Regions from separate parts of the Homo sapiens genome. Here region 2 is linked to region 1. Evidence: chromatin loops called from intact Hi-C (ENCODE). Cell type or tissue: heart left ventricle. All regions are shown on one strand. Each heading gives the region's core, and the rest is flanking DNA. Links, peaks and the distances in the headings are about the cores only. Region 1 holds the start of LOC105371044 (a long non-coding RNA gene). Region 2 overlaps IFT140 (intraflagellar transport 140).

Evidence for each region. A loop is a pair of places that touch in the nucleus more often than their neighbours do. Peaks named below come from ENCODE experiments on the same cell type or tissue, not always from the same donor. Only the 100,000 strongest peaks of a DNase experiment are listed, where the experiment ranks them.
Region 2: it touches region 1 in a loop (1.8-fold over the local background); 2 of 110 quality-filtered maps call a loop at or near these places.

What each region holds. Positions count from the first base shown.
Region 1 is chr16:1,425,023-1,432,006 of GRCh38, reverse strand. It overlaps LOC105371044 (a long non-coding RNA gene), which reads left to right and starts at 3,248. Exons shown (of 2, transcript XR_932996.3): 1 at 3,248-3,595; 2 at 3,726-6,456. PERCC1 (proline and glutamate rich with coiled coil 1) reads right to left here and starts at 929. Exons shown (of 2, transcript NM_001365310.2): 1 at 899-929. RefSeq lists an enhancer at 1,016-2,133 and silencers at 3,086-3,135, 3,166-3,325. In heart left ventricle, for the core only: a CTCF peak has its summit at 3,319; DNase peaks (open chromatin) are centred at 1,314, 3,320, 3,973 and 5,085; H3K4me3 peaks cover 551 bases.
Region 2 is chr16:1,561,756-1,568,739 of GRCh38, reverse strand. It overlaps IFT140 (intraflagellar transport 140), which reads left to right. Exons shown (of 31, transcript NM_014714.4): 15 at 406-523; 16 at 2,449-2,579; 17 at 4,578-4,743; 18 at 6,624-6,755. Among named protein-coding and RNA genes, the nearest start is that of TMEM204, 32 kb to the right of the region's middle. RefSeq lists an enhancer at 6,326-6,935. In heart left ventricle, for the core only: a CTCF peak has its summit at 4,222 (motif pointing right); no DNase peak of the experiment used is centred there.

The sequences.
Region 1 (6,984 bases), core at 1,082-6,081:
AAGTGGAGGCGTCACTGTAACTGAGCCCAGAGCCCGTGCAGCCCCCGTGGGGTTCTTCCGGCCATCACAGTCCCAAGGGAGCGGGAGGCAGCACCCCAGTGGTCCTAACTAGGAAGTCTCCACGATGGTGAAGGCGGCTGGGGTGGGAGGTCCCTGCAGGGGTGGGCTCCAGGGGCCACTGCACCTGGCCAGGACGACTCAAGTGAGGTATCTGGGTCAGGGGCCTGGCAGGAGGGTATCTGGATGGGGACTGTGGGGTGGGTGCAGCTCTCCTCTGGGCCAGCTGCCAGGTAGTGCCCACCACACAGACAAGGGCTGCCCAGCCCCTCCTCGAGGGGACACGTGGGTGCCCCTGGGGTCAGGTAGCCTGAACCCATCTTGTCCGGAGCCTGTGGCAGGAGGGCGGAGGGAGGGAGGAGGGCTTTGGGGATGGGGGAGGGCTTCAGGGAGGGAGGGGTGTTGCGGGGAGTAGGAAGGGCTGTGGGGAGCGGGCAGGACTGTGGGGAGCATCCACGGCTCTGGGACAGGCTTTCCTCGGGGTCAGGATGTTTCCCCGCTGGCTGTCGGGGAGGTGAACTGCGAGGCCTCCCGACCCTGGCCTGCCCAGCTGTGGTCCTGATCTCACTGAAGTACTGGGGTCCCCCTCGCAGGAGGCATCCAGTGTCCTGAGCGCTGGACTTTGGGGCTGACTGCTCACGGACAGCCCAGATGCAGGTGCCCTCCCATGGCGGCCTGTCTGCCCCAATGCCGGCCCAGTCCTGGGCCTGCCCAGTGGTCTGGGGGTCTCTCCCAGGGGTGGGTGCTCCCCACAGAGCCCTGGGCAGGACTCACAGACTCCAGATCCCCAGTGCTGTGGTGTCCCCAGCAGCGTCTGCCTCCCCCAGGCCCTGGCTCCTACCTGGCCGGGGCCGACAGCTCTTGCTCCACAGGCAGACCTTCACCCGGACACAAGCATTTATAGCCGCGCTCTGCAGCCGCCAGGGGCTGGCAAATATTTGGCGACAGCATTGTCATCGCAGACTGGGCAAATAGAGCCCGTTTGCTTTAGCGCCCGGCAACCAGGGCCCCGAGGGGGGAGCACGCCCCCCGCCTCACCTGCACGCGGCCTGCCTGGGGACCGTGGAGTGTTTGTGCAGGCGCAGCTGGCTCGCCCCCGGGCCCCGGGACCCTTATCTCTGCTGTGGACTGGGGCCCGGACCCAGCCTTGTCAAATAAGCGGAAAATTAAATTTCATGCTATTTTGAGTTCTGGAGTAGGCCTCTCTAGAGGACATCCTGCCTCTGCAGCCAGCGGGGTGAACAGCACTCCCGGCCGCAGGAGGACCCTGGGGAAGGGGGAGGGGAAGGAAGCGAGGTCCCAGGGACCCCCAGCCAGGGCCCGGTGTGTGGGCTGCAGGTGGGGCTCCTGGAGCACCTGCCCAGCTCCCTCGGCCATCGGGACCTCCCGGACAGCCATGACCATCTCCACTGGCCCAGTGGTTACCAGGACGCCTGCTGGGCTGCTGCCGCCCACCTGCCCAGAGCTCAGAGGTGTTTGCAATTGATCCTTAATGGCGGAACCCCCTTCTTCCCCAGGCTTCTTCCCAGGGGCCTTCCTTCCTCAGCTGCAGCCACCCCTGGGGTGGGAAATGGGGGGCTGGGAACCCTCCCTTCACCTACTGCTCCCAGGAAAGCCTCCCCCAGAAGCGTCCCCAAGGGCTTCTGCCGCTCCCACCGACTCCCTGGCTCTTCCTGGGTGGCCCCAGCTGGTCCACTGTGGGGGCCATGTTAGCTTCCTTGGACTGCTGTGACAATGACCACAACTCAGGCAGCCTGGAACACAGGTCAGGAGGCCAGAGGTCCTGGTCCAGGGCCTCCAGGAGTGGCTCCTTGCCTCGTGGTTGCGTCTCCCCAGTCTCTGCCTCTGTCCTCACGGGGTCTTCCCTGTGTGTGTCCTCTGCCCTCCTAGGGGGACCCCGTCCCTGAATTTAGGGCCAACGCCCACCCAGTGTGCCCTCAGCTTCACCAGTTACACTTGCAGGGTGCCCGTTTCCAAATGAGGTCCCATTCGGAGACTCAAGGTAGACACGCATTGTGGGGACATGGCTCAGGTCGCACAGGCGCCACCCGCATGTGACTGTCCCTGACCTTGGCATTCGCCAGGTGTGCCCCCGCTTGGCACTGTACTCCCCAGAGCAGCCCCAAGTGGCCCAGGTTGGGAGGACTCCACAGTGTCCTTCCCAGGGACTCTGGCTCTGAGGACGGGACAGCAGCCCCCAGCCTGGCCTGGCCCCAGCACCCCCTGTCCCGAGCCCCCAGCTCCTGGGCCTTCACCTTCCAGGGGCCAGGAGGGTTCTGGATGCTACCCCCCACCCCGGTCCTCACCCCTACGCTCCAGGCGTCCCCCAGTCAGATGGGAGACCAGCTCCTCTCACCCAGTGACATCCAACACACAGAGATTTGGACACAGGCCCAGCCCTTGTCTGCACCTGGGGACCTCTGGCCCCGCCTTGATTTCTTGGGCACCCGGAGGGCAGGAGATCCCAGGGGGCCTCAGGCAGTCAATGCAATCACCCAGTGTCCGGGGCTGCAGTCAGGACCCCCAGCTTCCAGGGAAGGGACAGGAAACGAAAAGTTCAAACTTAAGAGTAAGATTCTGCAGAGGGCAGGCCGGCGGCCTCCACATGGGTCTCATGGTGAGGGGTGGGGTCACCTGCAGGTCCCAGGAAAGGCTGCTGGGAGTGGGGACAGGGACAGCATCGGCACAGCCACCAGTTACGGCTTCTCCTTACTGCTCCTTCACAGGCAGAAGCCGAGCCGACGCCCCGGTGAGCTCACAGCCCAGGTGACCCCATAGCCCAGTGAGCCCACAGCCCAGCGACCCCACAGCCAGGTGACCCCATAGCCCAGTGACCCACAGCCAGGTGACCCCATAGCCCAGGGAGCCCACAGCCCAGGGAGCCCATGCCCCAGGTGAGGTGCATCTGGCCGTATTCAGCCCTGAGTGTCCAAACCATGTAGGGGCCTCTGTCCCTGGCTTCATGGGGGCCGCCCTGAGACTCCAGGGTCTGAGGATGCTTGGCCAGGCCCTGGCTGTGGGGGGCTTTGCCAGCCTCACCAGCTCCCCTCTGATCCAGCTGTGGCTGAGGACCTGCGGCTGCCTGGGGTTCAGGGCCCTAGGCCCCCATCTCTGACCAGATACAGCCCCTGGCCCTCCCGACCCGGGGAGCTTCCGGCCGGGGGCCCTGGGTGCGCCCGCCCTCGTGGCTCAGAACCCCGGGGCCGGACCTGCAGAGGGTGGGGGTTCTGCCGCTCCTGGCAGTGGCTGCGGCGCCCTCTGCCGCATGCTGTGGAATGGCCGGGGCCTGCGGAGGGAAGGGCGGGAGCCAACCCGGCCTGGGGTCTGGGCACTGCAGGCCTCCATCTTGCGGGTCTCAGCAGGGATGGGGTCAGCCGGGGCCCCGAGGGAACTCCAGTGGAGGACCCAGAAGGGCCTCTGGGCCCCTGTGTTCTGTCCTGAAAGGCGCGGGCGGCAGGAAATGGCCAGCCCAGGCTTCGGGCGCAGGTGGACCTCAGCTCGGCCTCGTCGGTGCTGGTCACTGTCCTGGACGCCAAGGGTGAGGAAATGAGACCCAGCCCCTCGTGAAGGAGGCGTGTGCGGGGGCTCGGCGGGCATTGCCCTCGGGAAGCGGAAGGGGTTCCCGCGGAGCGGACAGCCTGGAAACACCGGCCCTGTGATGGCCCCAGGACGTCCGCGCCCGAACCCCCAGCACCGACACAGCTGAGGGACGGCGGGCGTGGCTAAGCGAAGGACCTGGAGACAGGCGGTCACCTGGTGGATCCTTGTTGGAGGGAGGCAGGAGGCTGAGAGGATGGAAGAGGCCACGCTGCTGGCTTTGGAGCTGGAGGCAGCGGCCAGGAGCCGGGACGCGGGAGCCTCTGGATGCTGGAGGGGGGTGAGCCGTGGCTGCCTGAACCTCGGCGCTTCCCCCGCCCCTGGAGAGAAAGCCTCAGAGGGGTGACCTGCTTCCCCAGCAAGGCCGCACGCTTCTCCCGCCCCAGGGCCCTGGGTTTTCCCGCTGTCCTCTGACTCGGGTGCTGGGGGCCTGCCTGTGACCCCGCCCGTGACCCCACCTGTCCCGGAGCTGTCTGGATGCTCGTCTCTGCCTGACAGGAGACCACAGAGAAAACCCTAGTCTGGAATGGAAAATTCTAGAGTGGGCGCAAACCGGAGCAGACAGGCATTTGGGAGGAGGTGCTGGGGCAGAGCAGTGTGGGACTGTCATGGACACCCGGGGAGCTGGCCTGAGGCTCAGGGGTGACAGTGCCACTGCACCGGTCCAAGCAGGCAGCGAAGGGGAACCCAGGGGTGGCCGGAGGGGCGAGGGTGGGATATGGGGACCCCCTGGGGGACGGGTGGATGAATTAGCTCCTCGCTAATTAGCCCCCTACCCCTGAGTTCTGAGACTCAGGAGGCCTTCAGGAGGAGGTGACTGCGGTTTCTGGTGAGGCTGGGTGGGGCAGCAGCCTCTGGGGCATCTGGGATGGTGGAGAAATGCACGTCCCACACCACTGCCTGCCTGTGTCCTGCCTGGGGTGGGGGGGGCGGCCGGGGCCAGGCCGAGGAGCACAGGAGGCCCCGGCAGTGGGGCTGGGCCCGGGCGTCTTCCAGCATCTGCGGCCAGCGCGCCTCTCGTCGGGGGGCAGCATCGGGCCCAACCGAGCTCCCGGCCCACAGCCCCGCCGGCTCCCACCCTTGCTGTGGGGCCTCAGGCCTGGGAGGAAGGCGCTGCCCTTCCGAGTGCAGCATGCCTGCTGTGCCCACGGACCCCAGATTGATCTTCCTGGAGAAAATCAATAGCTCCAATATGCCAGCTCTCAAGAGGCTCTGCGGCTAGTCACCCGCCATTAGGCACACGAGGGCTGCAGCCTCCGCCGCCCATTAGCGGGACATTAGGCCTCCCACGAAATTTCTCTGTGTGCTTTGAGATAATGAAGGCCGAGGTGTTGGTTTACGTCCCTGGGGGAGGGGGAGGATGACAGCAGCTTTCTGGGCAGGGCCAGTGCCAGCTCCACATGGACTCACCAAGGAGAGCAGGGCCCCGGGGACACAGGCGCCCCGGCACATCCGGCTGTGGCTTTTCCCACCCGGGGTCAAGCAGACACACAGCATTCGGGGGGCGGGAGGGAGTCAACGCCCACCAGTCAATGGCCACTGGGGGCAGATGGGCACCACGGGAGCCGGCGGTGCGCTCACGCCTGGAGTCCCAGCTCCTCCAAAGTGTTACATTAGATTTAGTCGTTAGAAGAGATAGTAGATTTAGTCGTTAGTAGAAGTGTCGTTAGATTTAGGGCCCACCCTGGTCCAGAAGGGCCTCGTCTTAACTAATGACATTGGCAAAGACCCTGTTTCCAGACAAGGTCAAGTTCTTGTGTTCTGAGGGGACGTGAATTTGGGGCACTGCTGAACCCGGGGTGGCGTCTTCCAGTCCTCACAGTGGGCTGAGTGGGACGGGGGATGCCCATTTCACACTCTTCCCAGGTGTCTCATTTCTGTTTGAGACTGAGATTAACTTGGTGGCCTGGCCCCTCAGAGGCTGGCCCGCCCCCCGAGTGAAGCCTCAGCCCCTGCCTGTACCTTCCAGCTCTGCCCCTGACTCTGCTGTCCTGGGGCAGCTTGTGCGCAACTGCCCAAAACCACAACAACCAGGAAGGTGCACCAGCCCAACCCAAAGGCTCCATGGCTAACCAGAGGGCCCTTCGATTTCCACCTCCTTCAGGAAGCCCCCCTGGGCTGCACACCAGGATGAGGCTGACCAGTCCTCCCCAACCACACTTTGAGCCCCCTCCTCCCACAACAGTGGGTGCTCCCAGGTCCCTACAGGGGGACTGGTTTGGCAGTGATTCCAGGTGGGGTTCTGGGGTAGAACAGGTGGGGCAGGGCCCGTTGAGGAGGACCTGGGCAAACAGGTGCCTCTGTTGACACAGCAGCCCCAAACACAGTCTGGGGCCAGGCCGCCCAGGTGTTGCTGAGCTCAGGACACCTCCAGCCCCCCTTCCTGGCCTTGATGCCAAGAGTTCCTGGGGGAACAGAACTGGTCCCAGATCTGGCGCTTCTTCTGCTGGGAAGCACGTGCAGGAGCCGGTGCTCCAGAGGCGAGCAGATTCTGGCTCAGGGGAAGGGGCTTGTCCAGGGCCATCCGGCCACACACAGTGCAGCAGATGGGCCGAGGTCCCCGCCACCACCCGGGCGACAGGAGGGGTGACCTGCACCGGAAGTCAGGAGCAGGCCTTCTAGCTCCAGGGCCATCCTGAGAGGAAAGAAGCACTTCACCTTTCCCCATTCATTGGAGGCACGTCCAGGCTTCCAACTAACCTCTCTACGGGAATGAATGTGAATTCCTCTCAAACTCTGGGCATAAGAAATGACACGTTTTTGTTACATAGACATATTGCAAAAATAAAAAATAAAAAGATGTATTGGGTGTGGTGGCTCATGCCTGTAATCCCAGCACTTTGGGAAGCTGAGGCAGGCAGGTCACTTGAGGTCAGGAGTTCGAGACCAGCCTGGCCAACATGGTGAAACTATGTCTCTACTAAAAATAAAAAAATTAGCCGGGCATGGTGGTGGGTGCCAGCAATCCCAGCTACTCGGGAGGCTGAGGTGGGAGAATCACTTGAACCCGGGAAGCAGAGGTTGCAGTGAGTTGAGATTGCACCACTGCACTCCAGCCTGGGTGACAAGAGCGAGACTCCATTGCAAAAAAGATAAATAAAATAAATTTTTAAAAGATGGAAACACACACACACACAGAAATGACATGTTTTCTTTTTTTTTTTTTTTTTTTCCTGAGACAGTGTCTTGCTCTGTCGCTTAGGCTGGAGTGCAGTGGTGCGATCTTGGCTCACTGCAACCTCCACCTCCCGTGTTCAAGCAGTTCTCCCACCTCAGCCTCCCTAGTAGCTGGGACTACAGGCATGCGCCACCACGCCTGGCGAATGTTTG
Region 2 (6,984 bases), core at 1,269-6,268, 140 kb before region 1:
CTCTGTCGCCCAGGCTGGAGTGCAGTGGCATGATCTCGGTTCACTGCAACCTCCGCCTCCTGGCTTCAACCCTCAAATAATCTGCCTGCCTCACCCTCCCAAAGTGCTGGGATTACAGGTGTGAGCCACCACGCCTGGCCTAGAACAGCATTTTTAATAAGCTACTTGAACAAGAGGAAGGGGACGAAGCACTCATATTCGTCCTTGTTCGTAAGAGTACCTGAGGTGGAAGAACTCACCCTGTGTTTTGCGTTTGCCCCACCTCATGGTGCACACGCGCCACCCAGGGTGAGAAGCAGCCTAAGAGCTGTGCAGCACTCATCCGGTGAACAGAGGTTTCAGGGTGGGCGGAGAATTGGGAACTGGGCCTCTGGCGGGCACTGAGGTCCCTCTTCCTCCCTGCAGAGAGGCCAAAGCACACTGTAGCTGCAGGAGCCTGGCGGAGCTGGTCCCTGGGGTGGGGGGCATCGCTTCTCTGCGGTGCAGCAGCAGCGGGAGCACCATCAGCATCCTCCCCAGCAAGGTGAGGCCACCCCTCGTCCACTCGCCCACTCCGCCTCCTCACCTCTGTCCTCCCAGGCCAGGCCTCCTGCCTGCTCGTGCCTCTCTCCTCCTGTGCAAGTCTTCCTGTCCTGTGTTCTGTTCAGCCCCACTCTCCTTCCCCTCGTCTCCCCGGGTCTCTCCCTCCCACCTTCTCCGGGAACCTCCCCAGCATGGTCCTCACCCAGCCTCTGTTCCTCCCCGACCTGCCATCTTCTGTCCCCTGCCTTTCTCCAAGTCCTCCTTCATCGAAACAGTCGATTCCTTGTTGGAGAGTTGCTCGCTTCCTCTTCATCCCTGCCTTCTTCATCCCACTCAGTTTTCTTTGGCACGCGAGGAGGCACAGGACTGTTGGAGAGCCCTCAGGCGTCCCACTCAGAGAGGCAGGGTGATGTTGGTGTGCAGAGGGCCAGCGGCAGCCACATGGAAGGGTCTGGCAGGGGTGGCAGGGCATGGCAGCGCTGTTTGGAGCCGGTTGGTTCCTTCCCTGGTTCCTTCCCTTCCGCTGGTGCGGGTTCCCTTGTTCATTCGCTTGTTCAAGGGCCGTGACTGATCTCCTGCCGTGGGCCAGACGCTGTGCTAGGCACCACGGACACAGAGGTGCTCAGGTGAGCACAAGGACCCCGCCCACTGCCTGTGGATGAGCAGGGAAGGAGGCACGTGTGCTTGGAGGGTGTGGAACTGCACAGCACTGCGCTGCTGTGGAGCTCCGGCCAGGCCTGCTGAGGGGGTGACAGCCCAGCCAAGGTTGGGGCGAGAGTGAGCGGGTGAGGACTGGTGGGGACAGCAGAGGGCAGAGGGCAGAGGCCGGCATTGGCAAAGCCTGTCCTCATCGAGGGTCTGCACTCGTGGTGAAGGGCAGGGCCAAGGCTGATGCAGGTGGGACTTTCACCTCAGGGCAGAAGGATGAGGATAATGTCAATATCATCTTTCTAGAGGGTTCTTTCTAGAAGATGAATCAAAGGGTCGGTGGGTGCAGATGCCTACTTGGTCCCCGTGGCAGCCACTGGAGGGCTCGAGCAGCTGCAGTGGGGCTTGACGATGGACTGGCGGAGGGGTAGGGCAGGACAGGGCTGCAGAAGGTGTTTCTAACCTTTGCAGCCAGGTGGGAAAGGAAACTGGGTGAGGAGATGTTTGCTGCAAAGGTGGATGAGCAGAAGGGCAGGTGCCTGGGAGGCAGCCAGTGGGCAGTCCCACACCTGGTCAGAAGGGAGGGCCAGGGCTGCAGGCGGAGCTCAAGGGACAGGCGAGAGGATGTCCCCAAGGAGGAAAAACAGTGGCCACTGTGGCCCTGAGAACCCAGATGGGGCCTGGGAAGCCAGGTGAGCAGGTGCCGCCAGGGAGGTGGGGCCACTGGGAGAAGGAGGCAGCCAGGAGCCTCAAAAAGGTCGAGGGTGCATTCTGAGGGGTTAACACTGACGGGAAGACCCAAAAGAGAGAGAAAGCACAGGGTCCCGGAGGTGCCATGGGGGAGAACACGGGGCTGGGAGGAGGCAGGGGCTGGCAGAAGGGGCCTACTTGACCATGGCAGAAGGAAGCAGTGGAAAAGTTCAGCTGTAATAAAGGAGTTTCAGCTGAGAACGGTTATCCCGCACCTGCAATCCCAGCTGCTGGGGAGGCTGAGGTGGGAGGATCACCTGAGCCCGGGAGGCGGAGGCTGCAGTGAGCTAAGATCGCACCACTGCACTCCATCCTGGGCAACAGAGCGAGACCCTGTCTCAAAAAACACCAAAACCAACAAATTATGAATATTGAAAGCATGCTAGTCCTTGGAAGATGAGTGGCCTGTGGACTTGGTGACACTGGGTGTGTTTCTCTTGACATGTGCTGTGTCAGTCCCCTAGCACAGCCCACCAACCCGCTGGTCTGGGCAGGCTCCGTGAGCTTTCTGGTTTTCTCTTCTCCTAGGCTGACAACAGCCCTGATTCCAAAATCTGCTTCTACGATGTTGAAATGGACACAGTGACCGTCTTTGACTTCAAGACTGGACAAATTGATCGGAGAGAGACGCTGTCCTTTAATGAGCAAGAGACTAATAAGTAAGATTGTGGTTCAGGAGGATTTTGTTGGAAAAAATGATGTTCAGTTACTTCTCGGCTTCTGGGCGGGTTGTTGCTAAGTTAACGCGCCTTCAAAAGGCCCCAGCAGGCACCAGTAGGAAAAAGAAAGAGGAAAACAGAAGCACACTCTGGCAGTGGGTAGATTGGAGTTCTTAGTCTCTGTCCTTCAGGTGGAAGGTTCTGGAGTTAGCTGAGTGGAAACTGGAACTTCTGGAAGGGTTCTGGCCGGGAATCTGTAGAAGTGGCCCATGAGTCACTGCAGGGAGAGAAATGTGGTGACCTCAGACCCATCCGCGTCTCTCATGTAGGGGGGCATTTGCCTGTTTAAAGAATGTACTTCTGGGGAGAACAATCGTCTGTCTTCACTATATCTGGAGTTCCTTCTGTGACTGAATGGGCATTTGGAGAACTTTGAGTGCTGATGATAGTTCACTCACAGTTCATGGCTGATTCTGCACAAAGTGAAGCACAAAAGCAAAGTGGGCCACGGAGCTGAGCCCGCCCAGCCTGCGTGAGCCAGGCCTGCAGGGCAGGAAAGCAGGACGGGCACCCTGGGGCCTGCATATGCTCACAGAGGAGCAGAGCAGTTACAAGGCTGGGCTCGGGGGTGGTTTTCTCTCTTTTTTTTTCCCTCCTCCATTACTTGACCACCATCAGACACACCCCTTCTGTCCAGCCCCCCTGGATTCCCCCTGCCTCTCCCACACACCTTCCGCCTCAGATCCAGTGCTGGAACCTTCTTTCACCTGGTGGCCTCATTTCATCCCTCTGCCAGTGACTTCCTGTGGAACTCTCCATCTTCACAGCTCACCGAGTGCAGGCCCCATTCTCCCACCTCAGACAATGATGCCTGACTTGGCCAAGTGCCAGCTCTCCCCCTGCTGCCACTGTTCTTGGGCCGCTCCTCGAACCCTTCCTCTAGTCCCCACTGCCCGTCACCCAGGTCCGCAGCGTTTCTCATACCAAAATGTCTTTTCATTCATGCTTTTCCCTCTCGACTCTGCGCCTGCCGTGTGTGGCTTCCCCTGGGAGCTGTGGGAGCCTCTGAGTTCCTTTCTGCATTCGAATCTTGCCCCCTGCCTTCTGTCCGTTCCCGTCCCGTACCAGGCCGGTCTCACCTCACGGGAACCAGCTTGTGTCCCCGGGCTCTCTGGGCCTCAGAGCCGCCTTGTCTGGAGCATGGCACTCGCCCCTCTGCCCTGCTTTCTGCTCTGCTCTGCACTGGTGCCGAACGTGGCTGTGAGGGCACCTCCATTGCTGGGTGCAGTGGCTTACTAGGGGATCTTCATGTCCTGCAGCACCGGGTCCTGTCCTTCTTCAGCAGCCATGGGTCGTGCTGCCCGGCAGGGTCCCACTCTGCAGCCTGGGTTCGTGACACCCTGGGGGCGGCGAATGAGGCTCATAGGCCTCCTCACCTTGGGCACCTGCTCTCTCTTGAAACCTTGTGTGTCGTCTGCCGGCACATCATTGTGTTTCCCCACAGCATTTTGTTGAGTTCTGGACCCATCCAACATAGAACTTTAGAGATGGGAGGGACCTGGGTCCAAGGGGCAGCATGGCACAGGGACCGGTGGGGACAAGGAACCCGGCATGACCACAGAGCCAAAGCCTCGACCCCGCCCAGCAGGGGGTGCCATCCCACCTCGAGGTTGGCCTGCTGGTCCTGGAAAAGGAAAAGGGTCCCTTTTGCTTTGGGGATTCTTCTGGGCCCCCATAAGGCCTCCAGAATCAAAGCGTCATCTTTTTGTGGTTCTTTCAAACTGGGCTTTGCTCGGACCCTTAGCCCAGTTGTTAAAATCTGAGAACATGTTCCAGTAGGGCGCATGGCAGTGAGACCCCAAAAGTTCTCCCAGAGCTGAGCGCGTGGACACCATGGTCTGGGACAGCACCTGGAGGCTTCGGGAATGTGTGTGGGAGGGAGACTGGTAGCAGGAGTGCCCGCCCTGGGGTTGAAACGGGTCTTCCTTTGTCTTTTAGGAGCCACCTCTTTGTGGATGAGGGACTGAAAAATTATGTTCCCGTGAACCACTTCTGGGACCAGAGTGAGCCCCGGCTGTTTGTATGCGAAGCCGTGCAGGAGACGCCGCGCTCCCAGCCTCAGTCTGCAAACGGGCAGCCCCAAGATGGGCGCGCTGGCCCTGCGGTACGCTCTGCCTGTTGTATTTGAGTTTAGACACACTCAGTGGCCATTTGACAGACTTAAGATCTTCATGGGCTGGGCACGGTGGCTCACGCCTGTGATCCCGGCACTGTGGGAGGCCAAGGCGGGAGGGAACGCTTGAGCCCAGGAGTTCGAGACCAGCCTGGGCAATATATTGAGACCCTCGTCTCTAAAAAAGAATAATAATAAGAATTAATAAAAAAAATCTTCCTAGCATGGGGTCTGGGAAAGGGGTCCTGAAAATTCGTTCACGTGGAGTAGAGCATCTGCCTCACAGCTCCCACTGATGGCAGCGTCACTGTAACCTCGATGCCACCTCTATGGATTTGCCATTGCTAGGTCTGTTTTGAGCTATGCAGAAAAGCCACGGTGTGTGGTGTCTCCTCTTTGAGGTTTATGCCCATGGGCCAGCTCCACACTTACTGTCTGGTCTGACCTGAATGGCATTTTTTTGGTTCTCTTGTCTCAACTGCTACATGTGATTCTCTCTCTAGGAAAGAAATCTTTTGTTTGTTTGTTTTGTTTGTTTTTTGAGTCTCTCTCTGTCGCCCAGGTTGGAGTGCAGTGGTGCAATCTCAGCTCACTGCAACCTCCGCCTCCCAGGCGGAGTGAGCCGGGATCGCGCCACTGCTCTCCAGCCTGGGCGACAGAGTGAGACTCCGTCTCAAAAGAAAAAAAAAAAGTTATCTGCAGTCAGTGTTGATACCCTGAGTTCAGAAGCAAATCCACCCTTGGTTCTCAGGCGCTGAGCGGGAGGACACGTCCAGGTGGCATCTCCACCACCAGAGCAGGGAGGGGAAGACACTGCCCGAGGCGCCACTTCAAGATACAGGCTGTGGGGGTGACCCAGGCAGTTGGGAGGATGGGCGGGCTGACACCCGGGGAAGATGGAGACGTGGCAGGGAGGTAGGGCCGTCTCCTGGCAGTTTGATCCTAGGGCTCTTTGTCTGCTCTGTGATGATGCGCCCTTGTCTGAACTCACACCAGGTAGCAAGGAAAGGCTTTGCCTTCCCTTCACCTCTTCTGGTTTCCTGTCCAGAGCAGCTGCAGGTATGGGCGCATGTCCTGGTGTTGCTTGTTCTGCTTCTGTGCAATGGACCCACAGAGCATGTGGTTTCTGTGCTGCGTGTTCCCTGTTCCTTGAAAGCAGGGTCGGGGCTCTTTGTTGGTGGTGCCACTGTTGATTTTTTTTTCTTCTTTTATTTTTGAGATGGAGTCCTGCTCTGTCACCCAGGCTGGAGTGCACTGGCATGATCTCAGCTCACTGCAACCTCTGCCTCCCGGGTTCAAGCGATCCTCCTGCCTCAGACTACCAAGTAGCTGGGACTACAAGTGCCTACCACCACGCCTGGCTAATTTTTGTATTTTTAGTAGAGACGGGGTTTCATCACGTTGGCCAGGCTGGTCTCAAACTCCTGACCTCGTGATCCGCCCACCTCAGCCTCCCAAAGTGCTGGGATTACAGGCGTGAGCCACTGTGCGCAGCCTGCTACTGTTGATTTTTAAATCAGAGTAAAGCCGCCAAAGAGGGAGAACTTTTAAACCATGAAAGCTCTTTTGAGTTGCAGTCACCAGTTCAGGGTGGGAATGATGAGCCTTTGCTGCAAGAAAATCAGTCACTTGGGAGAGTCCAGTGGTCGCAAGCTGGACGAGGTGCGTCCTTCCAGTAGGCGTGTTGGTTTTTCCCAAGTGGAGCAGATAAAAGGTGGTGTAATCAAAGCAAAGCACCCGACCCCACCATGACGCAGTGTGTAGCAACGACCCCACCGTGACGCAGTGTGTGTAGCAAAATGGCACTCATACCCCAGAAATTTATGTAAGTTAAAAAAAAAAACAGAACAGTACTTTTCTTTCTCTCCCAGGCAGATGTTTTGATCCTGTCCTTCTTCATTTCCGAAGAGCACGGCTTCCTGCTTCATGAGAGCTTCCCCCGGCCTGCCACCTCCCACAGTCTCCTGGGGATGGAAGTGCCTTATTACTACTTCACAAGAAAGGTACGAAGCCACGACATCCGCACAGGTGTCTTCTGATCTCTCCCCTTGCCTGGCTGGGCTCTTGCAAGCGTCCCAGGGAGCTGAAATGTGAGTTAGCCCTCGTGGCTCTGCCGGGCTTCCCTCTCCGTAGACAGCATCAGCCATCCAGTCTCACTTGTCGCCTGAAATTCCAGCAAACACTGCGGTCTGTCTGGGGAGAATTGGAAGTGGTTTTGCTCTCAGGATAGAG